Regions from separate parts of the Homo sapiens genome. Here region 1 is linked to region 2. A link is a contact called in ENCODE Hi-C or POLR2A ChIA-PET data. All regions are on one chromosome and are shown on one strand. The core of a region is the stretch at or near the end of the contact, and the rest is flanking DNA. Distances in the headings are between cores, read along the strand shown. Region 1 holds the start of PDF (peptide deformylase, mitochondrial). Region 2 holds the start of THAP11 (THAP domain containing 11).

Region 1 (4,101 bases), core at 1,374-3,873, 1.5 Mb after region 2:
TTTTGAGTCTCGCTCTGTCGCCCAGGCTGGATGGAGTGCAGTGGCGTGATCTCAGCTCACTGTAACCTCCGCCTCCTGGGTTCAAGTAATTCTCTGCCTTGGCTTCACGAGTAGCTGGGATTACAGGTGCTCGCCACCACGCCCGGCTAATTTTTGTATCTTTAGTAGAGACAGGGTTTCACCATCTTGGCCAGGCTGGTCTTGAGCTCCTGACCTCGTGATCCACCCGCCCCGCCCTCCCAAAGTGCTGGGATTACAGGCGTGAACCACTGCACCTGGCCACTTTCTTAAACCTACACATTGGTTGCTGTGATATTAATTCTATTTTTACAAAATAAGTGTATAACCAGGAAGTACTAATCCTGCTTTCTATGCCCAATTGTTAACAGGAAAGGGCTCAGTGCACTTCTCAATTGTCACCCCTGCCCCCAGCCCTGATCCACGGCCTCTACCCCAAGAATGAGCCAAGAACCAGCTGCTCTAGGGATCTCAGCAGCAAAATCCTGCCCAAGGCTGTTAAAATGTGTGGGCACTCATTTACACTCGTGCTGTCATGAAACACATCCTTGAACAGGGACTATTCTCTTTCATTTCCATAAGCAAACTGGCGTCTAAGGCCACAAGCCCTCCGTAAAAATAAGAACTCGGCACAAATGGCCAGTCACATGCTTACCTGCATTTTTAAAGACAGCTTTCAGGTATTTGGGGACTACATTATTACCAAACCTTGGCTTTGGGAGATTATACAGGTCCGAGGAACTCGTGTCTACTGCAGACGAATGCAATTACCCCACCTTCCTCCATACAGAATTGTTAGGAAATGTCCACTCCTTTGGGGGTGATTTTTCTCCTCAAGTTGTAGCCAACATTTTGTCCGTAACTGATTTCAGGGCAAACATTTCTGACATCTTCCTCCAGCTCAGTCTGCCATGCCTTGGCAATCCAGTTTCCTGTCATATGCGAGCCATCCAAGTTGATGCCAAGTAAGATTTGCCCAGCTCAAAGTGAAAGTGTTTGCGTCTTGGTATCCGGAATCCTCAGCCCCAGTAGCAAAGCTTTAGTCATTCACCTTCATCCAATAGACGTTTGTGAACGTCCTGCTGTCCATTTTGTCAATAAACAGGCAGCCCTGCAGGTGGTCCATCTCGTGCTGGATGATGCGGGCTGCCCACCCGCTCGCCTGCCACACCACCTGTTCTCCATTGGGGTCCAGCCCTGCAAAGGAAGTTACAGCCCTGGTGAGTGGGAACAGCTGAACTGCATCATCCTCAACCTCCCTACCCCTGCCCCCGGTCCTGGCTGTTCCCATTGACAAGAGGCAACAGCAGATGGCAAATGTAGACAGCAGCTCCTCTTCTAACTGGAAAACGTCCCTCATCTCGGTCCATTACCAAGCGTTCAACCTGGTTCCCAACTCTGGTAATTAGGTTATCGAGCTCACTGTAGAGCTGAGATGAGAAATCATCTTTCTACGGTGCGACCCTTCCGAACACTCCTCCCACTTCTGAGGTACCTGTGGGCTCCCAACTCCTAACAGAGGTTCTGCAGCTTGAGACCCCACTTGTTTTTCTGACCATCTTGAACCGACGGGCTTGCTGTGCAGGAACAATCACCCCGACCCCAGCAGAGCCCGCATTCCGCGAGGCATCCTGTGGTACCACGGGGGAATGGCCTAGCCCCCTGGGCTGGGTCAGGCTGGCGGGGGCTAACCCCCACTTCTCCAACTCCACCGTGGCGGATCTAACTGGGGCCGAAGAGCGTGTTTGCCTCAGAGAGCAAGGGAGCAGAAAGCAGACGCCAGGCTGTCAGGTAACAGCGGAACTAGGGGACCTCTCCTCGCCCCTGCGTCCTATCTGAGCGGGCTCTACCCCACAGGAGCTTCTATCCGTCCTGAGGCCTCTCCGCTCCCGCATCCCACTTCGCTCCTGCGGGAGGTCCGGCGTATGAACCGCGACCACTTCTGCGCTCTCGCGGAGTCGGGCAGAAGAGACGCGCGCGCTGCTCCAGCAGCCCCGGTCCCCGCCGCCCGCACCTGAGATCTGCACCGCCTGGAAGCGGGGCACGCAGGCCAGGAAGCCGGCGACGCTCTCGCAGCCCTCGGGAAAGGTGACCAGGCGGCTGTCAAGCACTCGCAGGCTGGGGTTCACGAACACGCGCAGGGGGAAGGGCTCCATTTGGCGGAGCGCGCGCTGGCGGGGCGGGCACTCCCGACACAGCGCCTCGGGGAGCTCCAGCGCCAGCACCTGCCGCGGCACCCCCAGCTGCGGCGCGCTTAGGCCCACGCAGCGCCGCCGCCGCATCACCTGGACCAGCCGTTGCGTCAGCCGCTGCAGCTCGGGCCCGCCTAGCTGCGCCCGCTCCACCGGGGCCGCCACGCCGCGCAGCACCGGGTCCCCGACTTGGCACACGTGCGAGAACGGCGGTTCGGGAGGACCCAGCACCAGACGCCTCAGGTGGCGCCAATAGGAGCGCCGCAGCGCCGGGCCCTCGACGCCGTCCGGGGCGGCCGTGGAGCTGCAAGCCCGGACACCGACGGCTGCCGCCCCGCCCCACGGCACGGCCGCCCACAGTGGCCAAAGACTCAGCGCGCCCCACAGCCGGGCCATGGCGGCCCCCTTAACAGTGACCCGGCCCGCCCCTTCCGGCCGCAGCGCGGGGCACGCCGGGAAGCGCCGTCGGCCAGCACACAGCGAAGCCGCGACTGGATCCCCGCCTTCCTGCTTAGACTGGCAGTGAGCACCGCCCCCTTCCGCTCTCCTCCCGGGAGCGCCTTCCCGCCTCCCGAACCCGCCCCGGACCTTCCAGGGCGAGGCAGTCCTGGCCACCCCGCGCCGGGAACCTCACGCACCGCGTTCTGGAGGCAGGGGACGCCGGCTAGGGCCCCACGCTGGGCGGTTCGGCCTGCGTCTCCGCTCGCCCTCCCTCCGGGCAGGCTGGGCCCGCGGGCTCCAGGCGTGGCTCCTCGGCGGGAGGCTCTGGTGCTGGAGCTGTGAGCTCGGGCCCCAGCGCCTGGTCATCCAGGGTGAAAAGCGTCTCTCTCTTTGGCAGGATAAAGGCGAGGGGCTCCTGAATGGCGCCGATGTTCACATGCCCTAGGTTACCGTACTTGGAGAGCTGAGTGGGAGGAATGCCTAACCCAGACGTGGGGAAAGCAAAATGGAAAACAGTTACTAATAAAACTCAATATAGAAATTTAAGGGAGGCCGGGCGCGGTGGCTCACGCCTGTAATCCCAGCACTTTGGGAGGCCGGGGAGGGGGGGGCGGATCACCTGAGGTCAGGAATTCGAGACCAGCCTGACCCACACGGAGAAATCCCATCTCTCTTAAAAATACAACATTAGCCGGGCTTGGTGGCGCAGGCCTGTAATCCCAGCTACTTGGGAAGGCTAAGGCAGGAGAATCGCTTGAACCTAGGAGGTGGAGATTGCAGTTAGCCGAGATCGCGCCATTGCACTCCAGCCTGGGCCACAAGAGCAAAACTCCGTCTCAAAAAAAAAAAAAAAAAAAAAAAAGGAAATTTAAGGGAAAAAAAACGAGCCATTACTATTTTTTTTTTTGAGACAGTCTCGCTCTGTCGCCCAGGCTGGAGTGCAGTGGCGTGATTGCTGCTCACTGCAACCTCTGCCTCCCAGGTTCAAACAGTTCTCATGCCTCAGCCTCCGTGGTAGCTGGGATTACAGGCGCCCGCCACCATGCCAGGCTAATTTTTGTATTTTTAGTAGAGACGGAGTTACTATGTTGGCCAGGCTGGTCTCAAACTCCCAACCTCAGGTGATCCATCCGCCTCGGCCTCCCAAAGTGCTGGGATTACAGGCATGAGCCACTGCGCCCAGCCATCAATTACTATGTTTTAATACAGCAAAAACCACCTTTGTTACAGGGAATGGGAAGCTATACTGTGAAGCAGAACGTAACGGAACAGCAGTGTAGGGTGCCTGCAGCAGGAACCCAGACCTCAGGCAGCACCAGGGAAAAAGCAGAGGGCAGCCAGGCTTTGCACGTGTGATGCACTGACCCATTGCCCTTTGGGAAGCTGTGCCTCAACCAAGCCCCTCTCCTACCACAAAGGGACAAGGACGTGAAAGTGAATTGGAAAAAAG
Region 2 (4,386 bases), core at 1,399-3,898:
AGACCAGCCAGCCCAACATGGCGAAACCCTGTCTCTACTAAAAGTACACAAAATTAGCTGGTTGTGGTGCCTGGCGCCTGTAATCCCAGCTACTTGGGAGGCTGAGGCAGGAGAATCTCTTGAACCTGGGAGGTGGAGGTTGCAGTAAGCCGAGATCGCACCACTGCACTTCAGCCTCAACAATGAGAACGAAACTCCATCTCAAATAAATAAATACATAAGTAAAAATGCAATATGTGTGTTCACGTTTATACCGTTGTATAAATGATTCACCCAAATGAATGCATATCTTTTACCAGGGGCTACACCGGCCCCATTTTGTTTTTATGTCCAATAATATAATTAGAAGTAATGTACATTAGAGGCCGGGCGCGGTGGCTCACGCCTGTAATCCCAGCACTTTGGGAGGCCGAGGCGGGCGGATCACGAAGTCAGGAGATCGAGACCATCCTGGCTAACACGGTGAAACCCCGTCTTTACTAAAAATACAAAAAAAATTAGCCGGGCACGGTGGCGGGCGCTTGTAGTCCCAGCTACTTGGGAGGCTGAGGCAGGAGAATGGCATGAACCCGGGAGGCAGAGCTTGCAGTGAGCTGAGATCGCGCCACTGCCCTCCAGCCTGGGCAACAGAGCGAGACTCCGTCTCAAAATAAAAAAAGAAAAAAAAGAAATAATATATATTAGGTTTCTATTTCATGCCTGTGATCTGCTATCAGGAGAGAAAAAAGGACAAGAAAAATTGGGAGGTGACCACGATCATGTCTTTTGTGGGAATATGCATGGAGCTGGGGGCCATTATCCTTAGCAAACTAATGCAGGAACAGAAAACCAAATACCACATATTCTCACAAGTGTGAGTTAAATGATGAGAACTCATGAACACAAAGAAGACAACAACAGACACTGGGGTCTAATTGCGGGGGGCGGGAGGAGGGAGAGGAACAGAAAAGATAACTATTGGGTACTGGGCTTAATACCTGGGTGATGAAATAATCTGTACAACAAATCGCGGTGACACGAGTTCACCTATGTAGTAAACCTTCACACGTACCCCCGAACCTAAAGTAAAAGTTTAAAAAAAATTGGGAGAAGGAAGAACTCGGCAAAGGAGGGCTAGTTTGCAGGTAATTCACCTGGAGAACTGCCTGGCCCCTCCCTGGCTTTCCACAACATTTTGTGTTCTTTAAAACATTTTCCCCCAGCCAGGCGCCGTGATCCTAGCTCACGCCTGTAATCCTAGCACTTTGGGAGGCCGAGGCGAGCAGATTGCCTGAGCTCACGAGTTCGAGACCAGCCTGAGAAACATGGCGAAACCCCGTCTCTACTAAATACAAAATACATATATATATATATATATATATATATATATATATATTAGCCGGGCATGGTGGCATGCGCCTGTAGTCCCAGCTACTCCGGAGGCTGAGGCAGGAGAATTGCTTGAACCCAGGAGGCGGAGGTTGCGGTGAGCCGAGATCTCACCATTGCACTCCAGTCTGGCGACACAGTGAGACTCCTTTACAAAAAAAAAAAAAAAAAAAAAAAAAAAAGATTCCCTCAAATAAGTTGAGGTGGGGGGAGGTGTATTGTTACAATGCAAATCCTTTCCCATAAAATCCTTTAATAGCTCTCAGTGGCCTGCAGAATAAAACCCCAAATCCTTAACATGTCCCAGTTTGGTATTTTCCTACGCTTGGCCCTACCCGGGCCACCCCTTTCCAGGCTCTTTAATGGCGGAGCCTAGCTCTTTTCTGCCATGTGGCCTTACAGACTGGTTCCTGGGACAAGAATTGGCTACTTCTCCCTACCCAAGCTTTCGTTCGTTTTTTTATTCCTGGCCCCCACCACCTCCCCCCCATTTCTCTGCTCTCCTGTTAATTCCTTTGGAGCGATTACTATTTGTGAGTAGACATCCATTCGCGTGCATTCAGATCTATTATCCAAAAGACAGACGCTTATCCGTCTAGGTAGTCAGGCTCCAAGAGAGGAGCCCAGTCGGTCTGACTCCCGCAAACTCCCGGCACCGTGTCAGCCACATAGTAGGCGTCTACTGGAGACTTTGTTTAGATCAGTTAGTCAACGCAGGCAGCAGCTGAATCAGGAGAGAGTCCCCAACGCAAAGAAAGGGGCTCCTGAGACCCTTCGGGGCGCCGAGGCCCAGGTTTCGTCTCCCTCTGCTGCAGCAATGCCGTCGACTCAAAGGGGCTCGGGGCTGGGGAACTGGTTCTGGCAAACAGCACAACCTCGCCCGAATCCTGGTCCGCAGTAACTCGATCTTTCCCTTAGGCGGCGCTTCGGAGGGAAGGCGCCTAGTTCAGCGCGAGGCATCACGGGATTTGTAGTCTCCGTGGGCATATACCCACCGCGCTTGCGCACCGGTGAGGCGCGCACCGCCCCGCTCCACGCCCCTATCAGGATTCGGGTCCTCGTGAGGAGCAGTCCAGGCGACAGCGTTCCAACCTAATACGCCTCTCTCGCCCGCCGGGGACAAGACGGGCTGGGGAAAGAATCTGCTCTTCGGAGGCTATCGCAGTGCCTTGGAAGGCGGCAGGAATCCGCACACACCCGCCCCGGAAGTGAGCCGCTTCTGGCGCGGGGCATTGTGGGGGGCGTAGTCTCTTTCTCAGGCGGTCCTTCGCGGCGTCCCCGGGGCCCACTCCCGAGCGCAGGCGGGCAGCCAGGCGGGCGGCGCGGCGCGGGCCGGCAGGAAGCGTATTCTGGGCACGGGGCGCCGGGCGGGCCGGCTGCGCCGAGCGGCAGTGGTGGGATACCACCCAAGGCCTCGCGCGGCGCCGCCCGTCGAGGGGCGGGCGGCGGCGTAGCCACTGGGCCGTCGAAGAGCGCAGGAGGCCGGTGGGCCGGGCCGGGCCGCGCGGCGCAGCCATGCCTGGCTTTACGTGCTGCGTGCCAGGCTGCTACAACAACTCGCACCGGGACAAGGCGCTGCACTTCTACACGTTTCCAAAGGACGCTGAGTTGCGGCGCCTCTGGCTCAAGAACGTGTCGCGTGCCGGCGTCAGTGGGTGCTTCTCCACCTTCCAGCCCACCACAGGCCACCGTCTCTGCAGCGTTCACTTCCAGGGCGGCCGCAAGACCTACACGGTACGCGTCCCCACCATCTTCCCGCTGCGCGGCGTCAATGAGCGCAAAGTAGCGCGCAGACCCGCTGGGGCCGCGGCCGCCCGCCGCAGGCAGCAGCAGCAACAGCAGCAGCAGCAGCAACAGCAGCAACAGCAGCAGCAGCAGCAACAGCAGCAGCAGCAGCAGCAGCAGCAGCAGTCCTCACCCTCTGCCTCCACTGCCCAGACTGCCCAGCTGCAGCCGAACCTGGTATCTGCTTCCGCGGCCGTGCTTCTCACCCTTCAGGCCACTGTAGACAGCAGTCAGGCTCCGGGATCCGTACAGCCGGCGCCCATCACTCCCACTGGAGAAGACGTGAAGCCCATCGATCTCACAGTGCAAGTGGAGTTTGCAGCCGCAGAGGGCGCAGCCGCTGCGGCCGCCGCGTCGGAGTTACAGGCTGCTACCGCAGGGCTGGAGGCTGCCGAGTGCCCTATGGGCCCCCAGTTGGTGGTGGTAGGGGAAGAGGGCTTCCCTGATACTGGCTCCGACCATTCGTACTCCTTGTCGTCAGGCACCACGGAGGAGGAGCTCCTGCGCAAGCTGAATGAGCAGCGGGACATCCTGGCTCTGATGGAAGTGAAGATGAAAGAGATGAAAGGCAGCATTCGCCACCTGCGTCTCACTGAGGCCAAGCTGCGCGAAGAACTGCGTGAGAAGGATCGGCTGCTTGCCATGGCTGTCATCCGCAAGAAGCACGGAATGTGAACTGGTGCCCCGGCAGCCTGCTGGACTCCCAGACCCCATCCAGCCAGGGGACCGCAGGCCATTGTTGAACTCCTCTATACTCCTGGGCACTGGTTGACAGTACTGAGGCTTAAGGCAGCTGGACTCTCTTGCTGGTGACCTGGCATCCTCAATTGTTTCCTCCTGAAGTGGAAGCTGGGGCCTTAGACTCTGCCCTGGTGACACCAGCAATTATGACTTTGTCTACCCTTCCTCCCCAGTTATTGTTGCAGATTCTGGTTAAGCAGAGGCTTCAGAACCACTGAACTTGAAACTTACCCTCTAGGGATGCAGGTGGGATGTCCAGGGACTATAGGTTTGGGAAAACCATACCTTAAGGTTGGTCAGCAGTCAGACAACTCTAATGTGTGTAGTGATAAGAGATTCAAGTAACATCAGTTCTCCTCCTTTTCATGCTTTTCCTTCCCAGGTGCAGCCTGTGATTCTGATGGGGACTGGTAAATCTGTGCCTCTGCCTCCTAGGACTTATTTTCCCAGGAGGCCATTTACAAGGGGATCTGGATGACCTGCTGATGGAGA

The links. A loop is a pair of places that touch in the nucleus more often than their neighbours do. ChIA-PET counts read pairs that join two places held with the same protein, here RNA polymerase II (POLR2A). Pooled maps may share reads with other maps.
Region 1: a map of ascending aorta shows a loop between it and region 2 (4-fold over the local background). The contact joins the promoter of PDF here to the promoter of THAP11 in region 2. A Hi-C loop is called at or near these places in 1 of 168 maps with a recorded cell type or tissue (ascending aorta) and 10 of 50 pooled maps. POLR2A ChIA-PET finds 5 or more read pairs at or near these places in 2 of 52 experiments (B cell and activated CD4-positive, alpha-beta T cell).

What each region holds. Positions count from the first base shown.
Region 1 is chr16:69,327,965-69,332,065 of GRCh38, forward strand. It overlaps PDF (peptide deformylase, mitochondrial), which reads right to left and starts at 2,624. Exons shown (of 2, transcript NM_022341.2): 1 at 2,033-2,624; 2 at 1-1,215. The coding sequence starts at 2,606. The coding sequence ends at 1,058. COG8 (component of oligomeric golgi complex 8) reads right to left here. Exons shown (of 6, transcript NM_032382.5): 5 at 2,849-3,131; 6 at 1-1,215. The coding sequence ends at 2,875. RefSeq lists enhancers at 1,990-2,637, 3,286-3,933 and silencers at 2,262-2,641, 2,672-3,061.
Region 2 is chr16:67,839,672-67,844,057 of GRCh38, forward strand. It overlaps THAP11 (THAP domain containing 11), which reads left to right and starts at 2,649. Exons shown (of 1, transcript NM_020457.3): 1 at 2,649-4,386. The coding sequence starts at 2,884. The coding sequence ends at 3,828. The region is part of intron 1 of CENPT (centromere protein T); the gene reads right to left. RefSeq lists enhancers at 2,363-2,412, 2,865-3,611, 3,323-3,482, 3,923-3,972 and a silencer at 2,663-2,842.